2 separate regions of the Homo sapiens genome follow, and region 2 is linked to region 1. Evidence: chromatin loops called from intact Hi-C (ENCODE). Cell type or tissue: natural killer cell. All regions are shown on one strand. Region 1 holds the start of FANCE (FA complementation group E). Region 2 overlaps PPARD (peroxisome proliferator activated receptor delta).

Evidence for each region. Hi-C counts contacts between places; a loop is a spot of excess contacts. Peaks named below come from ENCODE experiments on the same cell type or tissue, not always from the same donor. Only the 100,000 strongest peaks of a DNase experiment are listed, where the experiment ranks them.
Region 2: a loop joins it to region 1, with 2.5 times the contacts of the local background. A loop is called at or near these places in 8 of 110 quality-filtered maps.

What each region holds. Positions count from the first base shown.
Region 1 is chr6:35,446,100-35,454,099 of GRCh38, reverse strand. FANCE (FA complementation group E) reads right to left here and starts at 1,762. Exons shown (of 10, transcript NM_021922.3): 1 at 1,307-1,762. The coding sequence starts at 1,554. It also overlaps the pseudogene MKRN6P. RefSeq lists a silencer at 1,212-2,111. In natural killer cell, a CTCF peak has its summit at 4,508 (motif pointing right); DNase peaks (open chromatin) are centred at 1,169, 1,859 and 4,509; H3K4me3 peaks cover 1,423 bases; H3K27ac peaks cover 827 bases.
Region 2 is chr6:35,389,383-35,397,382 of GRCh38, reverse strand. The region is part of intron 2 of PPARD (peroxisome proliferator activated receptor delta); the gene reads right to left. Among named protein-coding and RNA genes, the nearest start is that of PPARD, 51 kb to the right of the region's middle. RefSeq lists enhancers at 2,941-2,990, 3,011-3,060, 4,916-5,484. In natural killer cell, no CTCF peak of the experiment used is centred here; DNase peaks (open chromatin) are centred at 3,132 and 5,912; H3K27ac peaks cover 1,236 bases.

The DNA of each region.
Region 1 (8,000 bases):
AGAGCAAGATTCCGTCAAAAAAAAAAACAAAACAAACAAAAAAAACCTAAGTTTAAAAGATGGCTAATTTGTGGTGGGGAGGATATTTGGGGGTAGAGAGATAGGGAAGACCCTACTCCAGGAAATTTTAACCTGTTTTAGTGCCAGAGACCTGTGATCAGAATGAGTGTTAAATGCATTTGATAAAATATCTAGGATTATAAAGGAAATCAATTGTGCTGAAATACTCTTCTATCCAGGGGCCCCAGGTTAAGGCCCTGCCCTCTCCTTACTCTATCCAGAATAAGCCAGATAGCTGGGCAAACATTTCTATAGCTTCCAATTTGGGGATTCAGACAAGTTCTCCTGACCCATCTCCTGAAAGAAATTCAAAGTGGAGTGTAGGAAGAAAATATTGGAACTCCCATTTTCCCCTATTTATCTAAAACATAAGAAATTAAGCATTAGAAATATTTAGCATCTGGATGGTTTCCAGCATAAATTATGGGGGAGGGGTATCCAAGAGGAGTGGAAGGCTGGCCCCACTAGGAGCTGAACATGGCACCTCACCCACTCATTTTTCTGTGTGTTTTAGTTAACTTTGCTAGTTAAGTGCATCTGTAGATACTGTACTCTTTTTTTTTTAAGCAAAAGTTGTCCTCACAAATAAGCACGTGGCTTAAAAGAATGCCTGCCAAAAAATTGGAGATAATATCAATAACAGAAACACAACCAAATAAAATGGCAGGGCCGACACCTCTGCTCCTAGTAGGAATCCTTCGTCAGCCACAGAGAGGTTAAAAAAAAAGTTCAATGTCATCCAAGAGCCAGAAATTATCAAGAACACTAAAATATGGATTCACAGTTACCATTCTTAGAGAAAGCAATCTTGCCTTAAAGTGAACGTTATGCTTTGAAAAGCAGAGCATACAGCCACCAGGATAGCGGATACGTATTCCACCATCACGTTTTAAGTATCTATTTTTGTACTTTAAAATGTACGTATTTTAACACATGTGTACACTTTATACATAAGTATACTTACACTGGACGTACGAGTCCAGTTTTTTAGAGATGGAAGTACGCGATCAAAAGTGATTTGCCTCCACTTATCATCACTATACCTTACAGCGAACAGAAGGCGTGTGCCTCGAGTTCCCGGATCCTCGATGTCCCGCACACAGCAAGTGCTCAGTGAAGGGTGCCCCTGCTCATAGGGTGCGCGGCAGGCCGTCGCTGAAGGGGCTTATTTCACCTCTGTGTGTGTCGTTCCCCCGACAGCCCCCCGCCTCCCATACCTGCTAAGGGGCCGCGGGCGAGGACTTACAGCTCCAGACGGCCGTCAGGCCCCTGCACGACCGGCTCCTCCCGGCACAGGGCCTCGAGCAAGCGACCCCAGTCGAAGGGCTCCCAGCCGCGGCTGCCCAGCGCCCGGAGCACCCCCAGGCCGCGCCGCGCCCCCTCAGGCCCCGCCTGCAGCGCCTGCAGCAGGAGGCGGGCGGGGGCCTCCAGCTGCGCCCAGGGCGCCGGCTCCACGCCCTCAGCCCCAGGGAGCCCCGCGTCCGGTGTCGCCATGCCGGGGCACGGGTGCCGCGCCGCCCCCTACTCTGGTGTGGGGCCTCAGCTCAGAGGCTGAGGGGAACGGAGGACTCCAGCGCCGTCCCTGACGCGGCGGTGGCGGGCCAGCTCCAGCGCCTGTTACAAGCTCTCCTCGGCGTTGGGAGACCGGAGAAACCCGGCCGCCCGAAGCCGCAGCCGTTCCCGCGCTGTCGGAAAGGGAAGGAGGGAGGCGCGGCCGGGGGCGGAGCCTGAACGTGAGGCCGGCGCGAGGGCCGGTCGCAAGGGGCAGGGCCGGGCACAAGTCCAGCCGGAGTAGGTGGGCGGGGCCAAGGCCTGGGGCGTGCCCATGGGAGGGGGCGTGGACAAAACAAGTGGTTAGTTTGTGGGCGGTGTCGGGCCAGGGAGCCTGGAGCGGGGCGGGGGCGGGGGTTGATGGAGGGGTGGATCCGCCGCTGACGACCCCAACCCTCTCCCTTTCTTCATCACTCCCCAAAGTAGTGGAATGGAGTGGATGTCAGGGGTTCTGTTGTGCTAGAGGACCCGCGCTGTATTTACGCTGACGGCATGTTGCTTGTCATGGACTTCACCATAGAATTTGACCACAATTTACCACCCCACTTAGCTTCATCTCTTCCACAGGCCAAAAGTGCTATCATTTGGGTTTCAGTCCTCTCCAGAAATAGTATTTGATATACAAACATCCCTGAGAATGACATGGTCACAGTAAAACCTAACACTATTAATACGGCCAAAGACTTTCTTCTGAACTTCCTCCCAAAGACCAAGCAGTAACCTTGCTCTGGGTCGTTTATAGGGGGCCAGGTGTGGCTCCACTTCCTAGGGTTCAGTTTAAGGAAGTCCGCTGGAGAACTTGGCTTCCAGCCAAGGGTGGGATCACTGCAAAGCGTAGGAAATAAGCGAGAAGAGCCCCACAGTGCCTCCTAAACCTTGCTTTGGGGGCTAGCTTGTATTTCCTGTCCCAGCTCTGCTGCCACACACAGCCCTTCATTCAGGAAATGTTTACTGAGCACCTAGGGACTGGGGATACTGGGAACAAAACAAAGATCCTGGCCCTCATTGTCACACAACTGGGGAGAGACGGAAAGCTAATTAAACAATGTTTGTGATGTGTTCAAAAAGAACATAACACCGACACACAGCACGAAGTGCTTTTAAATAGGGTGGTCAGGCAAGATGAATGTGAAGATGAGGTTGGCAAGCCAGATAGAAGTCTGTGAGAAGACCATTTCAGTCCTCCCTGTGGAGGGCGGGGGGGCTCTGGGGCAAAAGCATGGCTGGAACGGAGGGCACTTGCTGGATAGTAATAGGAGTTGAGATCAGAGTGGGAACCAGGTCAGATCTTAAGAGGCCTGAGGTCACAGAAAGGAGTTGGGCTTTCACTCTGAATAGTATGGAAAGCCATGGGAGTATCTTGAGCTTGATCTGATCTCCATTTGAGCCAAAATGATTTCAAGGGAGATGTCGGGAAAGACTAGTGATATTTCTTAGATAATGGCTGCTTTGCAAATGCCAAAATAGCAAGAAAGAAGTTTCTTCCAGACACCTTCTGTTTCAGGTAAGCAGCTCTAACTTTACAGGGGATGTTTTGGGTCTTCGAATGACAAGCTGTTAGAGGAGTGGGACCTGATGAATAGCAGGCAGGGCCAAGAATGCTAAAAAGCCTGCAATGCCCTGTGCATCCTCACCTACAGCTTTACTCTGAGTGGCTGTGGCTCCCACCCACCAAGGTCTGTATTCTGGCCACCTGAAAGGGAACAGGGAGGAAAAGTTCTAAACATGGCTCAAGGACCCTGGTGGATCCCCGAGTCCCTTTCACAAGATTCATGAGGTTATTACTATTTTCATAATGCAAAAATGCACTGTGAAGTTTTCCAGAAGCTAAGTGACAAGTAATATTGCAACAGATTGAATGCAGAAGCAGCCTTATTGCACTTGGCAGTGGGGCTGGGCTATGAGCGGACCACTCTTCAGACACCAGCAATGATAACTTAGGTGCATTTTATTGGTTTTCTTTCAGAGTCATTCTACAAAAGAGCAAAGTTAAAAACCAAGGCCCTGGCAAGAGGGTTTGAACCTTCCTCATTCCAGGAGCCCTCCCCCATTCCTCCATGTCCCCAGCTGTGTCACTGCTGCAGTTCATGGGGGTGGAGGGCTTGCTACTTTTGCCCCCCCACCAAACCCTAAAAGGGAAAGACCTACCACCTAGAAACTCCTTCCCCTCACCCCAATTTTCCTCAAGTTGATCCTGATTACAGAAGGCCATGGTAAGAACTGTTGGGGTCCTGCAGGAGTTCTGAACCCCAGAAGGTCATGGCCAGGGCACCGTCTGTGAAGAGCACATTGTCCTCTGGCTCAGCACCCCTTAGGAACAATGCTGGGCCCAGCACCTGGGAGTAGAGAGAAAAATCAGTGAAAACCCATCAACTTCAACACTGGTTGCCTCAGGAATGGAGGAACTCAAGACTCACATATAAGGTTGGGCAGATTGTACATAGCACAAAGGTGCCACATCTAAGTAGGCACCATATTAGCATCATAGATACCATCCATAGGTTTCATATTTATCACAAACATTTATTATAAGCCATGACCAGCAGCCTCCCCTGCCCCATACCCCTGCGGTTACCACCTCACTCCCAGAGGCCAGTTGCACTCTCTCAGGCCAGGGAGGACCGGAGGTCCCAGCCTTAGCTGGGAGCTGGTGCAGGTAGATACACTCAGATTTGAAGGGGCAGCGGCCATTCCCTCGCACGAAGAACCGGCATCGGATCTGGCTATGAGAGAGAAGACGACGACCATCACCTTCAAAACCTGTTACCCCAAGAACAAGGGGCACTCAAGGCTGACACATAAGGTTGGGCAGGTTGTACACAGCACCAAAGCCCCGCATCTAAGCGGACACCACTAGCATCATAGTGTAGCTTTTACATTTATTCTATCTTCCAGCAGATGGCAGTAAAGTATCTTAAGGGGCCCCTTTCTGTACTTCTCAGTCTCTGAGCCAGCAACAGCAGCGGCCCTGGGAACCTCCTTTCATTTTTCTGGTTTATTTTGTTTGTTTTTTGGGTTTTTTGTTTGTTTGTTTGTTTGAGATGGAGTCTTGCTCTGTCACCCAGGCTGGAGTGCAGTGGTGCAATCTCGGCTCATTGCAACACCCACCTCTGGGGTTCAAGCAATTCTCCTGTCTCAGCCTCCCGAGTAGCTGGGACTACAGGTGCATGCCACCACGTGCAGCTAATTTTCATATTTTTAGTAGAGGTGGGGTTTCACAAAATTGGCCAGGCTGGTCTTGAACTCCTGACCTCAGGTTATCCAACCACCTCAGCCTCCCAAAGTGCTGGGATTACAGGTGTGAACCACTATACCAGACTTTTTTTTGTTTTTGAGATGGAGTTTCACATTTGTTGCCCAGGTTGGAGTGCAGTATCATGATCTGGGCTCACTGAAACCTCCATCTCCCAAGTTCAGGCGATTCTCCTGCCTCAGCCTCCCAAGTAGCTAGGATTACAGGCACCCACCACCACGCCCATCTAATTTTTTTGTATTTTTAGTAGAGACGGGTTTTCACCATGTTGCTCAGGCTGGTCTCAAACTCCTGACCTCAGATAATCCACCCACCTTGCCCTCCCAAAGTGCTGGGATTACAGGTGTGAGCCACCGTGCCCGGCCTTTTTGTTTTTTTTTTTTTTTTTTTTTGAGACAGGGTTCTTGCTCTGTCACCCAGGTTGGAGTGCAATGGCATGATTACGCTCACTGCAGCCTTGACCTCCTGGGGCTCAGGTGATCCTCCTGCCTCAGCCTCTTGAGTAGCTGGGACTGCACGCGTGTGCCATCATGCCTGGCTAATTTTTATATTTTTTGTAGAGATGGGGCTTCACCATGTTGCCCAGGCTGGTCTCAACTCCTGGGCTCAAGAGTTCCTCCCCGTCAGCCTCCCAAAGTGCTGGGATTACAGGTGTGAGCCACCGTGCCCAGCCCCTCAGTTTCTTCTTCTACAGTATGAGGATAGTAAGAGTCCCTGCCTCATGCAGTTTACGAGATACAAAGCCTGTCACACAATAAACCTCCATCTACACCATCTCCTATCACATCCAGTCCTGAGCGCTCCCCTTGGGAAACTTCCAACTGGTGGCCCAGCTGCCAGTACAGTTGCTGTTGAACAACACAGGCTTGAATTGCCTGGGGCAGCTTATACGCAGACAAGATCCTGGAGACAGCAAAACCAATTCCCTCCTCTTCGTCCTTCTACTCAATGTGAAGACAATGAGGATCAAGTCGTTTATGGTAATCTGCTTTCACCTAATGAATAGTAAATATATTTTCTCCTTTATGATTTTAACGTTTCTTTTCTCTAGCTCACTTTATTGTAAGAATACATATTATGTTATATAATACATATAACATATAAAATCTGTATTAATTGACTTTATGTTGTCCGAAAGGGTTCTGGTCAGCGGCATGTTATTAGTTAAGTTTTGGGGGAGTCAAAAGTTATACATGGCCAGGTGTGGTGGCTCACGCCTGTCATCCCAGCACTTTGGGAGGCTGAGGCGGGTGGATCGTTTGACCTCAGCAGTTCAAGACCAGCCTGGGAAACATGGCAAAACCCTGTCTCTACAAAAAATACAAAAATTAGCCAGGCATGGTGGTGCGCGCCTATAGTACCAGCTACTGGGGAGGATTGCTTGAGCCAGGAGGCTGAGGCTGCAGTGAGCCGAGATTGCACCACTGCACTCCAGCCTGGGCAACAGAGCGAGGCTCTGTCTCAACAACAACAACAGCAACAACAACATTCTATATGGATTTTCGATTGCATGGGGTTCGGTGCCCCTAACCCCTAAGTTGTTCAAGGGTCAACTGTATTTCCTCACTTCCATCTCTCTTTGCCTGGGACACCCTCTTTTTTCTCCTCCTGAGGAACCCTGTTCTTCCCATGCACAGCTTAAATACTTCCCCTTCTGTAAGAGTCACTCGAGTTAGTGTTTCCTTCAGTAATTTTGTTGATGCAGCTATTAGCGTTCACAGGTGTCTCCAGAACACGCCTGACTATCTCCTGGGTGAAGACGAGGCCTCCTTCTTTATCCCTCCCTTTACCCAAATACACTTTGCATAGATCAAGTGTAGTAAACCCTTTGGGAAGGTGGAGTTAGGAACTTGGAATTGCAGCTAATTCCAGATTTTGAATAAGTGCTTACCCTCCCCAAGAGATTCAGACCTATCCAATAAGGCTGCCTTTCAGCCCCCTTCTCAGCCACCCCATGTTTTCAAAGAGCAGCTAAGCAAATAACATGTATTCATATCAGTTTACTTTCCTGCCTTATGACAAATTGGAAATAAAAGCCAAAGCAAGGCTTCTCATGGTGCAGAGAGAACCAGAGTTGCTCTAAGTTGATTCTGAGCCAAGTTAGAAGAGAAAATTGGCCCTGGTGTTCCTTCTGCTATCTCAGCCACTCTCCGTTTATTAAGTGGGCTTTCTTTCCTTTTTTTTGAGACAGAGTTTCACTCTTGTTGCCCAGGCTGGAGTGCAGTGGCACAATCTCAGCTCACTGCAACCTCCACCTCCAGGGTTCAAGCGATTCTCCTGTCTCAGCCTCCCGAGTAGCTGGGATTACAGGCGCCTGCAATCACGTCTGGCTAATTTTTGTATTTTTAGTAGAGACGGGGTTTCACCATGTTGGTCAGGTGGTCTTGAACTCCTGACCTCAGGTGATCTGCCCGCCTTGGCCTCCCAAAGTGCTGGGATTACAGGTGTGAGCTACCATGCCTGGCCTTATTAACTGGGCTTTCTGAAATCATGAAAATAGTTCATGCCTTCACCTGCCATTTTGGTCACTCTAAACTTCAGGGCTTTGGGGATTCACTGGCTGGGAACCATGGCTGAACCAGAATGAATCAGGGGCTACCTTCTCCACTTCCCTAACCCTGAGTCTCGTTCCCTCTGCAGCCTCACCTGGTCCGAGCCTTGAAGTTCCTGATGAGTTGCTCCTTCTGGGCCCCCTTGCTCACCCAGAACTTGTGGGGGATGATGTAGCTGGAATGGACACGGCACTGTGGACACGCCCTGAGCAGTGGAGTAGAATGTGGGAGAATAGTCACAGGCCCCCAGGCCAGCCTCCTCACTGGGGTGTTTCCCTCCATCCCTGTTGGGACCCCCATGACACTGACTTGATGACATCCAGCGGGAAGTCCTGCCGGTTCTTCCGCCAGGTGCGCAGGCAGCCCAGACAGTGGGCATGGGTGCAGTTGGGCAGGATGCCGAAGACCCGCTGGGCCTCTGGCTTGTCCCACACTTTGTCCATGCAGATGCCACACACCACATCCCGACTGTCCTGCTTCCCAGGCAGCCACAGGTAGGGTCAGACACTCCACCCGCATGCCCACATTCAGCCTCAGTGGCCACCAAGCCCTCCCCCAGCAGATCTGGGTGTCCCAGAGGGCCA
Region 2 (8,000 bases), 57 kb after region 1:
AGTGACGTTGGGGTTGGTGGTTCTGTGGTGGTGGTGGTTGCGGGAGGGGGGGCTTCATTTTTCCCATGGGGAGGCAGCACTGGTGCTTCTTCCTCCCTTAAACTATACAATCCTCTTGCTGAGCAGATCCCAAGGCTACTATTACTCAGTGGAGGGAGGCCTCCCTGACTCAGAGTCCTAGGTCAGACCCAGGGTGGGGGTGGGGAGGTGCTGACAAATCCTCAGGTGCCTTTAAAACGTTTATATTTTCAGGGCGAAAGATAAGACCAGTCAGTACCTGCACCTACTCACAGGACAGGCTGTGCACGAGGGAAGAGTGAAGGGCAGCTGAGTCCTGAGGAGGAAATTGCCTCTGGAGGCCTCAGGGAAGGTTCAAGGTCAAGGAGAGCTGGGTCTTCAAGATAATCTGAAAAGTACACTATGCTAATTATAGAAAATACTGCTGGGCACAGCAGCTGGGCAGGGAGGTTGAGATGGGAGGATTGCTTGAGCCCAGGAGTTCCAGACCACCCTGGGCAACACAGAAAGACCCTGTCTCATTTTTTTCTTTATTGAGACAGAGTCTCACTCTGTTGCCCAGGTTGGAGTGCAGTGGTGCAATCTCGGCTCACTGCAACCTCTGCCTCCTGGGTTAAAGCGATTCTCCTGCCTCAGTCTCCTGAGTAGCTGGGACTACAGGCGCATGCTACCACGCCCAGCTAATTTTTTGTATTTTTAGTAAAGACGGGATTTCACCACGTTAACCAGGATGGTCTCTGTCTCCTGACCTCATGATCTGCCCGCCTCGGCCTCCCAAAGTGCTGGGATTATAGGCATGAGCCACCACGCCTGGCCTTTTTTTTTTTTTTTAATAAAAACAATTTAAAGAAGAAGAAATAGGGCTAGGCGCGGTGGCTCACGCCTGTAATCCCAGCACTTTGGGAGGCCGAGGTGTGTGGATCACGAGGTCAGGAGATCGAGACCATCCTGGCTAACACGGTGACACCCTGTCTCTACTAAAAATACAAAAAATTGGCCAGGCGTGGTGGCGGGCGCCTATAGTCCCAGCTACTCGGGAGGCTGAGGCAGGAGAATGGCGTGAACCTGGGAGGTGGAGCTTGCAGTAAGCCAAGATCGTGCCACTGCACTCCAGCCTGGGCGACAGAGCGAGACTCTGTCTAAAAAAAAAAAGAAGAAGAAGAAGAAATAAAATACTTAAGAGTTTCAAAGAAGAAAATAAAGATTGAGGGGTAGGGTGTCCTAGGTAGGGGAAATGTAGGATCCTAGACCCAGGAGAGGAAGATGGAGAAAGAAAGAAGGAGACAGGGAGGCAGGGAATGGAAAAGGCTGGGTAAGCAGGTCATACCAAATGCATGCAGAAGACCTTCTACAACTCTTCTTCCATGGAGCCTACCCAGCTTCCGTGTGAATCAAACAGTGCACAGCACCTCTGTGTGCCAGGCATTATTCTAAGCTGCTTTCATGGAGTAACTCCCTTAGGTTTTACAAGTGGACTATAAGGCAGGTACCCATTATCCCCATTTACAGATGAGAAAATTGGAACATGGAAGAGTGAGGTAACTTCCAAGACTCTGGGAGCCGGGAGCCAGTAAGCCATCAGAGCAGGAGCTCTTAACCACTCTACTGTACTGCCTCTCGCTACTATTCCTGAACTCTAATGCTAAAAAGGTGTTCTGTATCCTGACCAATTAGACTCTCCCTTCAACTAACTGCCATTCCTGGTCCTGTCCTGCCTGGCCCTGGTCACCAAGTCTTGGCCTGCACCTTTTCCTCCCCAAACCCATCTTCTCTAGGTGAAACCTCTGTCACTGCAGCATTTGTCATTTGACAGGTTCCCAAACCCTCTTCCTTAGTTCATCACGTCCTCTTGATGTGTGGCTCCTAACACTCCCAGGAAGTAAGATGAAGTTAAAGTGTTGAAATGACATGTCCCCCTGCTTACAGTCCACTATGACTCCCAGGCAGACCAGTCATCACTGCCTGAACATCAAGTCAGGCCTTCCTGTGCTTACGGAAATAGAAGGGGGCCCCTTTACATCCACCCCTTCCAAAGTTTATCCTGTTGCTCCTGACCTGTCATTAGAGCTCTTTGAGGGTTTTCTAAGCCCGATTCTGTTCTCTAAAGCGCAAACAATCCCTTGTCTCATATTGTCTGTAAACCTGAAGAGCGTGTCTTCTACCTCTTCTCCTAAGTCAATCAGGGGCTTTCCTCAAGCAGTCATCTGTCTATTAACCTTCGGATAAGGCAGTTCAATGCATCTGAAATCCAATGCCTGGCACCCCCCTCTCTGTCCCAAGGTGCGAAGACAGCAAGTGGGCTACAGTGGAGAGAGCATTAGTGCTGAGTTATATGACAGGTACACCCCCAGCTCTGTCTTTACTATGCTGTGTACCTCTGGGCAACCTGCTACCCTCTCTGTGGCTCAGGCTTTCTATCTGTGAGATGGGACTAATGACCATGTGCCTTCTTTAATGGCAGTGGCAATGCTGAGATGAGGGAGCAAATGTAAAAGACATTTGTATTATACACACCAAAATGTTACCTCTTAGGGGTCATTTCTACTTTTTTTATTGCTTATCTGATTTTTTTTTTTTTTGGTGGGGGGGGCGGGGAGACAGGGTCTCACTCTGTCACGTAGGTTGGAGTACAGTGGCATGATCTCGGCTCACTGGAACCTCCACCTCCTGGGTTCAAGTGATTCTCCCACCTCAGCCTCCCAGGTAACTGAGACTACAGGTACGCACCACCACACCCAGATAATTTTTGTATTTTTAGTAGAGATGGGGTTTCACCATGTTGGCCAGGCTGGTCTCGAACTCCTGACCTCAGGTGATCTGCCTGCCTTGGCCTCCCAAAGTGCTGAGATTACAGGCATGAGTCATCATGCCCGGCTGCTTATCTGATTTTTCTACATTTTCTAAAATGAACATGTGCTGTGTCTAGTAAGCAAGTTTTTTAAAAAAAGGTTTTACAAGCAGATATAAATGATTGTAGAAAATAAGATGAAGTAGAAAAAGCTGAAGAAGACTACCTCAAGATCCATGTCATGGAATTCTCTGCAGATGCCCAAGAGCAGCAGGTGGCACAGACATGGTGCCATGGCAGGATGGCCGTGACATACAGCCGAAGAAAACAGGAAGTGGCCGAGCTGCGCATCCGCGACACACTCATTTTGTTTAAGACACTGATGCAGAGCTACACACACTTGCCCCACAACCTAAACTACTGGGAGGGGAAACCAGTCTAAGAACAGGAGGGAAGGGAGAATGAGGGGGACTGGTGGGGAGATAAATACCTTTATTCATGTTTGTAGTTTAAATTGTTTTTAAAACGAGCATCAACATCTTTTGTAATAAAGTGGAGTAGAAGAGTCAGGAGTCTTGTAAATGGATCTCACTCGAGTAAAGGCAGCCCAGGAGCTGCAGGCACATACTGACACCAGTAAAGAAGCAAAGCTCTCCTGCTGCTCAATCTCACAGAAATGTTTAGTCTTGTTCTCAGTCCTCCTGTCCCTTTCCAAGTGCATGCCTAGCTGGTTGCTTTCTAAGGTCCCATATAAGCACCCACTTAACAAATATTTGAGAAGCATGAAGTCCCCAAGAAAGGAAAGGAAGAACCAGAGTGAAAGGACAGATAAAACAAGAGGTTTCAAATCTCAGGGAGCCCAGAAAGACTTCTTAAGCATCAAAGCACCCTAGAGATTCAGAAAATTGGCCCATGCTGTCACCTCCCAATTCTCACATAATTCTGACAGCAGCTTCTGGATTTTATATTATACCTGCATGACAGCCCACTTCTCAGTAAGAACATGGGTCAAAAACTGCAATCTCACTCCTCAGGACTCAGAGCCAGGAGGAGGGGTATGCAGGATAAGATAGGGAAATGCCAGAACCGGAGTGACTTATTGATGACACTTGGGGAATACATTCAGAGAGTGCAAGGTCTCACACGCCAGGTCATGTTAGGCTTCTAACCAGTCTGGATCTCAGCCCACCTAGCAGGAGAGAGAAGGGACTCTCTTGAAAGAGTCAGGAAAAGCACTGCCACTGTTCACTGAGCAAGCATTACAAGCAGTGATGACCGGGAGTCTGTCTATAAACCCTGTTTCCTTTCGGGGCTCTCCCTCCCAAGATGCCCCCTCCCTCCGCTCCTGCCCACTTGGCTGCCAGAGCCCTGGGGGTCTCTCCATGATGGTGGCCATGAGCCAGGGGAATAAGAACTCCCCAGAGCTCCCCACAGGGCCCATACAGCAAAGCCTATGCCTCACCAAGCCACTGGCCCTGGTCCTGGCCCTGAATTTGGCCCCCTTCCTGGAGGCCTATGAGGATGAATAGTGTAAAGAGAGGTAACAGGAACCTCAGAGGGCTGATCCTCAGGGTCTCTCAGTTCTATAGCAACAGGACAACATGACCTTGACAAGGAGCACCATTTCCTGCTTCAGCCGGAGCCAGTTTTTCCCAAAACAACTGCTCTGGGGAAGGACACCAGGGTAACATGAGGAGCAGACACTGGGTCTTTCTACTTACCAAGTGCTCAGGTGCTACTGGCCCTGGGGATGGCTGCTAACTGGAAGATGACAGGTTGGTGGGCTGCTGGTGGGTCACCAGAGCAGAAGGTCACTAAGAGCCATTCTAGAGTGCTCCAGAGTCGCTGTCACAGCTCTCCTTTCTCGCTGCCTCCTCAAGAACCTCCACCCAAATCCTGGGGCGTCCCGAGCACGTAGGCGGTGTCTCCCCACCCACAATGACCTGCTTGGCAAGGCTTGGCACACCTTTCCCCCATTAATGCTTCCTGTCTCCCTCTCTCCCCCGAGGAACCCAGGCAGGCTGAGGCAATACCTTCCTTCATCCATCTGGACTGGCCTTGGAATTCCTGGGCCAATCTGGGGATCCCATGCATCAACCCTAAAGTGGGCCAGTGCCAGGTATGTGCAGCCTGTACTTCCCAGTCTGGGCAGGCGGAGGCTGGAACGGTGCCAGCAACTCACCTCTGCAACACAGCATGGAAGCATTTATTTCAAGGGTGGCTGGGGAGCGTCCAACAGCCCGCCTCCCAGCTTGCAGGACAGCCTGCCACATGCAGGGGAGGAACCAGTTTGCTTTGGGCAAACTGCTTCACTTCTCTGAGCCACCCTTGAAATAAATACTTCCGTGCTGCGTTACAGAGGAGAGCTGCTGGTGCGGTTCCAGCCTTTGCCTGCCCAGACTGGGAAGTACAGGCTGCATATACCTGGTGCTGGCACTGGCCCATGTTAGGGTTGGTGCCAGGGTTCCCCAAATTGGCCCAGGAATTCCAAGGGCAGTCCAGATGGATGAAGGAAGGCACCTCTCTCTTCCCTCTCACCTGTCAGGGCCTATAAGGCTTGGTGCTCTTCTGCTTGGTTCCGAGCACAACATCTGAGTGGTCAGTGCCACAATCATAACAACCAGCTGCCTCACAAAGGAGGCAGCTTGGCATAAGGACAAGGGCAGGGCTTTGTCCCCAGACAAAAATGGGTTTGAATCCTAGCTCTGTCACTCACTAGCTGAGTAGCTTTGGGCAAACTGCTTCACTTCTCTGAGTGTCTATTTCCTTATACGTACAGTCTCACATAGCTCAGAAATGACTTGGCTATGGTCACAGGGAGAGATGGCTGTAGAGCTTGGTCCCAGGTCCTGACATACTGGCTTCCAGAGCTTGTCTGACTATACTAGGATGTTTCTTAACTGCAGCTACACGTGACAGAGAAAACAGTCGTCTCTTTTCCTAAATGGCTGTCAGCAATTCCCAAAGTCAGGGAAAAGTTCCTTTCGAAGTTCACTGCCTTAATACAAAAGTAGCCTTCACAGATGCCAACTTAACTAGGTGAATCAAGTTAGCATCACTTTTACTAGGGCCAACTGGCACCACTGTGCCTCCTGATGTAAGCAACAGGAAGCACACCTCATCTATGTGGGTTCCCACCAACAACGTAAACCCGAATCTAATCACAAGGAAACAATCCAACAGATATGGAATGTGGACAATCTATGACACATCAAGCAAATGCGCCAAACTGTTAGCAACTGGTGAATCTTGGTGAAGGAAATACAGAAATTCATTGTTTTATTCTTTTAACTTTTCTCTAGTTTTAACCTTTAAGAGTAACTTTTAAATATTAAATATGTGTAGTATTACTCTTAAATCATTAAGTGATTTTTATTTGGTATTCATTTTGTGTTAATGCTCTCTTCCGCATTTTCTATTATCAGATGTCTATATCAGATAGAGATCATTTTTACATGCTAATGAAATATATACAATCATATATCACAATATATTTGTCCATAATAACAATAAACTATGCATTTATTTTATTTTTATTATTTTAATTTTTTAGATGGGGTCTCACTCTGTCACCAAGACTGTCACCACCCGGAGTGGTGCTATCATAGCTCACTGCAGCCACAAACTCCTGGGCTCCAGTGATCCTCCTGCCTCAGCCTCCTGAGTAACTGGGACTACAGGCACATGCCACCATGCTGGCTAATTTTTTTTATTTTTAATAGAGACAAAATCTTTCTCTGTTAACAGGCTGGTCTCAAACTCCTGAGCTCAAGCCATCCTCCTGCCTTGGCCTCTCAAAGTGCTGGGATTACAGGTGTGAGCCACTGTGCCCAACCAAACCACCAAACCACGCATTTAATGTTACATCTTTTTTTCTCTTTTTCTTTTCTTTCTTTTTTTTTTACAGAAACACCTCTGAAATTTTATCACAGAAAAAATAATTCCATTTATTATTATGACCACTCCTTATTTAAAAACTCATAAAGTGTTAGGAAAGATATAGAAAAAGTTATGATTTTGGGCATTCCAGGGAATTTCTATTACTTGTTCCTCAATCCTGAAAGTTAATAACTGTTGGGAATTTGGAAGTACCAGCATCTTGATGGCCAGCCTTCGTTATGACCCCTGCTCCCACATGGCAACATTCCACCTAGTAGCTCCAGCCAGAGAGCCCCACTCAAATAAAATATCATTTATGGGACTGTTTCAGGCACCATGTACAAAAGCACTGACCTAGACCCCTATGGGGAGAGATGACAAAAGGAGTAAAACACAGCCTGCCCTTGAAGAGGTAAGTATACAAACTGTGTGATGGAGGGCACATAAGAGGTGGCCACTGTGGAGGAAGAAATATTCCAACTTGGGAGCAGCAGGGATGATTCTGGAGTAGGTGTAATGGCCCTTTCTTCTAGCTGGGCCAGAAAACTAGAAAAGGCACTCCCAGGGAAGGCCAAGGTGAGTCAGGCAACGCAGCCGAGAACACAGGGCACATCTGGGAATGGCGAGCTGTCCGCTTTGGCTGGGGCACCCCACTCTCTGAAGGACAGATAAAGGGCCAGGACCTGGCTAGCCTTGAATTCCTAGTTTCTAAGGTGTATAGACTTAATTTTGAGGCCCGGGGTTCTGCCCTCTGGTTCCAATGACTGTAAGAGTGGAGAGGGGCAAAGAAAGTCACCAGGGCCCTTCAGAAATGACACAGTGAGAGAGGGTGAGGGTCTGAAATCTCATCTCTCACCCTTTCAAAATGATACAGTTCCTGTATTTTCCCAGGCATAGCTCTTTGCACACTTTCTTGCTATTGCATTTTACTTCTTTATTTTGGGGAATATGCTATTTATTTGCCTGCTTGATTTATAATTGGGGTATAACATACTCATGGTTAGAGTATGCAATCTGCATTAATCTTAAACATAATAAGCCCCATGAATTCCTACATTTATATACCACCATAAAACCATCACCCAGGCTGGGCGCGGTGGCTCACGCCTGTAATCCTAGCACTTTGGAAGGCCGAGGCGGGCGGATCACCTGGGGTCAGGAGTTCAAGATCAGCCTGGCCAACATGGTGAAACCCCTGTCTCTACTAAAAATACAAAAATTAGCCGGGCATGGTGGCAGGCGCCTGTAGTCCCAGCTACTCGAGAGGCTGAGGCAGGAGAATTGCCTGAAGCCAGGAGGTGGAGGTTGCAGTGAG